Linked DNA regions of Homo sapiens: region 1 is linked to region 2. Evidence: chromatin contacts called from ENCODE Hi-C or POLR2A ChIA-PET data. All regions are on one chromosome and are shown on one strand. The core of a region is the stretch at or near the end of the contact, and the rest is flanking DNA. Distances in the headings are between cores, read along the strand shown. Region 1 overlaps TMEM50B (transmembrane protein 50B). Region 2 holds the start of SYNJ1 (synaptojanin 1).

The links. A loop is a pair of places that touch in the nucleus more often than their neighbours do. ChIA-PET counts read pairs that join two places held with the same protein, here RNA polymerase II (POLR2A). Pooled maps may share reads with other maps.
Region 1: a loop to region 2 is called in a map of PC-3, with 9 times the contacts of the local background. The contact joins the enhancer-like site here to the promoter of SYNJ1 in region 2. A Hi-C loop is called at or near these places in 1 of 168 maps with a recorded cell type or tissue (PC-3) and 2 of 50 pooled maps. POLR2A ChIA-PET finds 5 or more read pairs at or near these places in 3 of 52 experiments (HEK293, WTC11 and naive thymus-derived CD4-positive, alpha-beta T cell).

The regions. Positions count from the first base shown.
Region 1 is chr21:33,450,298-33,453,129 of GRCh38, forward strand. It overlaps TMEM50B (transmembrane protein 50B), which reads right to left. Exons shown (of 7, transcript NM_006134.7): 7 at 1-566. The coding sequence ends at 521. Among named protein-coding and RNA genes, the nearest start is that of TMEM50B, 28 kb to the right of the region's middle. Within about 2 kb of position 1,499, at least 2 of the 41 ENCODE cell types and tissues checked have a DNase peak (open chromatin) inside an H3K27ac peak, as active enhancers do; they include PC-3, where a contact is called at or near this core.
Region 2 is chr21:32,726,627-32,729,326 of GRCh38, forward strand. SYNJ1 (synaptojanin 1) reads right to left here and starts at 1,387. Exons shown (of 33, transcript NM_203446.3): 1 at 1,320-1,387; 2 at 146-291. The coding sequence starts at 269. PAXBP1-AS1 (PAXBP1 antisense RNA 1) reads left to right here and starts at 1,488. Exons shown (of 4, transcript NR_038879.1): 1 at 1,488-2,700. RefSeq lists enhancers at 593-1,093, 1,094-1,594 and a silencer at 1,059-1,558.

The DNA of each region.
Region 1 (2,832 bases), core at 249-2,748, 720 kb after region 2:
AGCGATTCTCCTGCCTCAGCCTCCTAGGTAGTTGGGATTACAGGCACCCACCACCATGCCTGGCTAATTTTTGTATTTTTAGTAGATGGGGTTTCGCCATGTTGGCCAGGCTGGTCTCAAACACTTGACCTCAAGCAATCGGCCCGCCTCGGCCTCCCAAAGTGCTGGGATTACAGGCATGAGCCACCGTGCCCAGCCAGAGAGACAAGAGTGGTTACTTCTAAAATGACAAGATGATGTAACCCTGGCTCAGGGAGTAGATCAAGTTCTAAATCTCAGGAATAAAAAACTGATACTCATTATCCAATTCATATAGTCTTGTATTATATACATATTAACAGTCTATGCAATGAAAAATAAAGAAATTTCATAAAACTATTTCAAAACTCAGAACATAAAAATGTAAAGAAACAAAACATTTAATGTACAATCTACTCCATTTGGCAATGTGTACTGAGAGATAAAAAACCTATCTACAAACAGAATATAACAAAAGGAAAATGTGACTTAAGAAGTGATCTCAGGTCCATAGCTCTTCGGTTCTTCCAAATTTGTAGATCAGAGTGCTAGAAAGATAGGAAAACAAATCATGAGGAAAAAACCGATGGAACAAGCAACACAGAATTCATTTTCTCAATATGCTTTGACAGGTACTTCACTGATTCCTATCAATTTTAAAAATTAAATTAGACATCATGGCAGTGTTGGTCTTAATTTGCTTATTTTGTAAAGCAGTCTGTTAACTACGATGGCTAAGCATAACTGTATTCTTTCTTAAGGCCTGGGAAGTTATTAACAGGCAACTTGTAAGGAAAAGAGACATTTCTCTATGACTCAGAAACAAAAAAATGAATCAATAAATCAAAAGAAAAAGGGAGAGAGACCATTCTCATAGTGACAGGCATTAGGGCCATTTTATGTCTCCAGGAGCCTACCATATCTAAATTACAGTAACTGAAGCACCCTACAACAGACCATGCTGCAATTCTTCATTCCTTCAACAAATAATTATTGTGCACTGAAAAGTGGCTACGTACCAAGCACCTAAGTGCTGGGGTGAGACTGAGTCCAGACAAACTTGCTCCCTAATGGAGCTAAGGGTCTAATAAGGAGACAATCAAATAAATATAAAATTCCACCTATAAAAAAATGCTATAAATGAGAGGTGCACAGTATCCTCAGAGTGAAACATAAGGATCAGACCTAGTTAGAGAGGTCAGGAAAGGTTTTCCTGAGGAGTGGTGACTGAATTGAGATCCAAAAGAAGAGGGGGAATTATCTCGGCAAAGTGAGAGAGGATAAGGAGGCGGGAGCAGAGAGATGGGACACTCCAGGGCCATGAGTTGAGCTGTGGGCATACTAAATGTTTTGGATTTGAAATGTCAGCAACCCAAGAAGGGATGTGAAGTAGGAATCTGGATATACGGTTTAGGCCTGGAAAGGGACATCTGTGACTCACTGGCATATAAGCAATAATTGGAGTCCTAAGTACACATGAGTTCACCCAGGGACAGAAAAATAACAAGGAGTTTCTTAAGGCCAAGAACAGCTTTAAGAGACTTCAAAAGGTAGTAGGCAGGGAGTGGAGGATCAGCTTGCAAGGAAAACAGAGGAGTGACCAGAGATGTAAATAAAAGAGGTTGTACCCCAGAGCTTAGAACAGGTCCAGCACACAGGAAGCATACAGGCTGCCTGATAACTTGCCAGCCTCTGGGCAGAGCACATAGATGACACAGCTGTCAACTATGTCCACCTGAGCATACAAGGTTTCTGTTCATCCAATTGTCATTTAAGTGGATTCATCTACCACCACAAAGTGTTGAATCTGAACTTAATCTCTAAAGACTGCCTAAAATGTCTTCATAACAACTTACCATATCCCCAGAAGGCTGTCAGTCACATGTCTTTGACATATAAGACAGCAGAAACTGCCAAACATCTTTCAAAACCAGGAGTGTCAAGGCCACAAGGCGAAATCCAGGTAGAGCATGGTGGTCTGAGAGTGGAGGGAGACCACATGGCTAGAGTTTGCCATGCAGCGTACAGACAGCCACACAGAGGGAACGCAGGAGATCTGCAGGGGGTGCTCCTTCAGTCTGTGGCTGAGTACTGAAGAGTCTATACATAAGAGGAAACTACCCAAGGGAAGGAAAGAACCACTGGAAAGAACATGTCCCAGAGCTACCACAAGGCTGGAAGAGAGTTCATACTCTCACAAGTCGAGTAGAGAAACCTCGGAATACATGAAGCATCAGAGAGTGGAAACACTCAAAGGGTATGACTGCCTTAGTAGGGGGACAAATCAGTCCTGGGCTACAGCTGCTCTGGTCCTGCCTATAACAAAGCTTAAGAGACATAAAAGGATCAAATTGTTTCTGATTGTTTCTGAGTCACCTAACTGCATCCCAAAACAAAGCTTAAAAACATTTAAAGGACTAGCAAAGATCCAGTCCCAACAAATTGTATGCAAAGCACCAAATAAGGGAAAATAGGTCCAAAATGAAGAGTAAACAGAAGCAGAAAAAATCAGTAGAAGCAGATGCAGAAATGACACAGACAATTGGACAAGGACCCTGAGATAGCTATAAATATACTCTGTGTGTTCAAGGTGGAAGAGGGCATGAGCATGTTAAGGGAAGACATCAGAAATATTTTTAAAGACCCAATCAAGCTTCTAGAGAGAGAAAATACAATGTCTGAGATGAAAAAATCATTGGATGGCATAGATTAGACATTGCAGAAGTAGAGATTAATTTATTTAATTCTTCAAAGTGACAATAGAGAGATTAATTTTATTTATTTATGTATTTATTTATTTTGAGATGAAGTCTC
Region 2 (2,700 bases), core at 137-2,636:
TTGATTAAAAGGAAATACAAGCATAATCTGCTAGAGGAAATACAGTGAAAGGGTTGTCGGGCTCTTTTCTAAAAAATGGTTGCATCTGAATTGTTTCAAATCAAAACAGAGACCATGACAAATTGGGCTCTAACAGATGACTTACAGAGCACAGCGACAGCCCCAGACTCGAACATGAGACATTCTTCCTTATGCCTAGTTTCCACTATGAGGCTGAAAGGTGGGGGATCCAATTTGTGATAGATCCGGAATCCTTTACTGAACGCCATTCTCCTTTCTTCGGAGGCAGCCCTGCGAAAACCAAGCAAAGCAAAGCAAATGAAGCTGATGTTTCCTTCTGCAGCAAGGACTGCAAAGCATCCAAAAGTCCCTCCCCGCCAGGTTTTGATGGGGGGTTGGGGTGGGAAAAAACAGACAGCTCTGGGAGAAAATGGCTTTTTCCAAAAGATAAGTCGTCACTTAATTTTACCAAAAAGCAAGAGGAAAAGCTATCAATTCTCATACCAAGGCAAGACAAGGTTTTAGCACTGTAAGTCAATCAACGGTCTGGTTGAGTTTCCCGTTTAATTTATGCTTACTGAAAGGAAAAATTTTGAGCGTATTTCGTCCGGAGCTGTTTATCAGCTTCCTGCTTCAAGATCTGTCACTACGTTGAAAGGGAACCTATTTGGAAACTTCAAGCAGTTCCTTCGAGGTGAAAGGAGCGGAGGTGGGAGGGAAGGGTGACAAGGCTGGTTCAAAGCTCCTTAGGGGGCAGGAGAAGGAAAAGGATTATCCCACGCGACAGGCTCTCCCGGGGGTGGCGATGAAGGGCAAGGGAAAAGGCACAGGTTACCGCCGCCTCTCCTGCCCCGGGCTACCGCCGGCTGGGGGGACGGCAGGCGGGGCCGATAAATACGAATGGCCACCCGGGAAGAGTCACGACTCGGGGCACCGACCCGACTGGGGCTCCTCGGGGGTCCCGGGCAGTCGACTGCCCGGGAAAGCGGCTCCTTCTCGGAGAGACGGAAGAGCCGAGCAGCCCAAACCCTCCATTTATGCGCCAGAAGAGATACCCCGGCGCCCAGGCGGATTCGGTTCGTTCCCGCGGGCGGGCTGACAGCCGCTGTCACCACAGCCCCCAGCCTGACGCGGCACCCCGCACAACCAGTGGTCTGCTCACAACCCCGCCCGTCCTCCCGCACCCCGGCTGCTCGCGGTCGCCCCTCACCGCTCCCGCTGACGCTGCGGAGGCAGAGACTGGTCTTGGAGGCGTCCGCCCGCCCGGCTGCCCGTGGGTCTGGCCGCAGCAGCTCCCCGCCCCCCGCCGGCTTGCTCACCTCTTCCTCCGGCTCCTCCTCCTCCTTCTCCCGCAGCCGCCGCCACAGCCGCCGGGAGCGTCACTTCCGCTCCAGCAGGCCCATCTCTTCCGCATTGCGCCGCGGCCGGGGGCGGAAGATCCGCCCCGCGCGAGGGAAGGGGCGGGGCATCAGGAGGGAGACCACGCCCACTCTGCGCCGACCGGCTGGGCCTGGCACCCGCGGGCGGCCCCAGCCTCAGTCTCCAGCTACCTTTGCCTCCTGCGGCCGCCCCCAGGCAGAGCTGCGATCCCACCGCCGGGGGTGCAGGGAGAGGGAAGATCTGGCCTCCTTGGTCCTTTTGCGTGGGCTCTTCAGAGCGTGAGCGCCGGGGAGGGACTCCGGAGAAAAGCTTGGGGGGCTGCGTATTGCTGCTCCCCAAGCTGGGCGTCAGGACCAACCCCGCCGCCCCCACGGGCCTGACGGGAGAGGAGGAAGGGCTCGGGACGGTCGGCTCGCCGAGCCAACCAGGTGGCGCCTGAAGAGCTGTCCATGGTGTCGACAGCCCAGCAAACGGCACCGAGTTCCTAGTCTGAGTGTCTGGATAGGTAGCAGAAGAAAAACTAATGCCTGCTCTGGGACAGTTCTGTTCGGTGCCTTTTCTTGTGTGTTCTGGAGCTCACAGGGTTCTATCGAAGAGTGCTTAGGTGTATACGATGGAGAGTGGGACGTCACAAACCAGGATCTCAAGGCTGAGTCCAACAAAACATGGCCGTAGGGAGGCCACGACAGCTGTGGTTGTCACCGACGGATGAATAGCTTTTGCCAACCGTGGAATTTAGTAACTAAAGGCACCTAACCCTTTTATCTCATCCTCATTTTTCAACAAATGGTGCTTCCTGGCTAATATCAGCGTGTCCCATAGATTTCTGCTTCCATTGAATAGACCTAATAAGAAAGAGAATGAAGTCAAAGCCAACAGGGCAGAAAGAAATTGAAAACCTGAAGAACCCAGCACTCAAACTGTCTCCACTTGCGTTTGCTTTTTCTTTACCTCTTCTCCTTCTGGTTTTCAACAGCCAAAGCAGGATTTAAATTTGGTTATGTTGCAAAAATCATTTCCCTCTTCAGGCCCTGTCATGTGACTTGATTTTTTCGTCCATTTTAGAGAAGCTGTACCCACCCTGGTTTCAGGACACGGAACTAAATTTATTAGAAAAGAAGCCACTTCAAGTCATGAAGGAGAAACACAAAGATTCTTGGATTTAGTTCTAAGAACTAGAGGGGATTTCTATGTCAGTACTGTCTCAGAAAAAACTGTTGATATCAAATGTGTTGCTTGAGAAGTACCTTTTTTTTTTTGAGACGGAGTCTCGCTCTGTCCGCCCAGGCTAGAGTGCAGTGGCGCGATCTCGGCTCACTG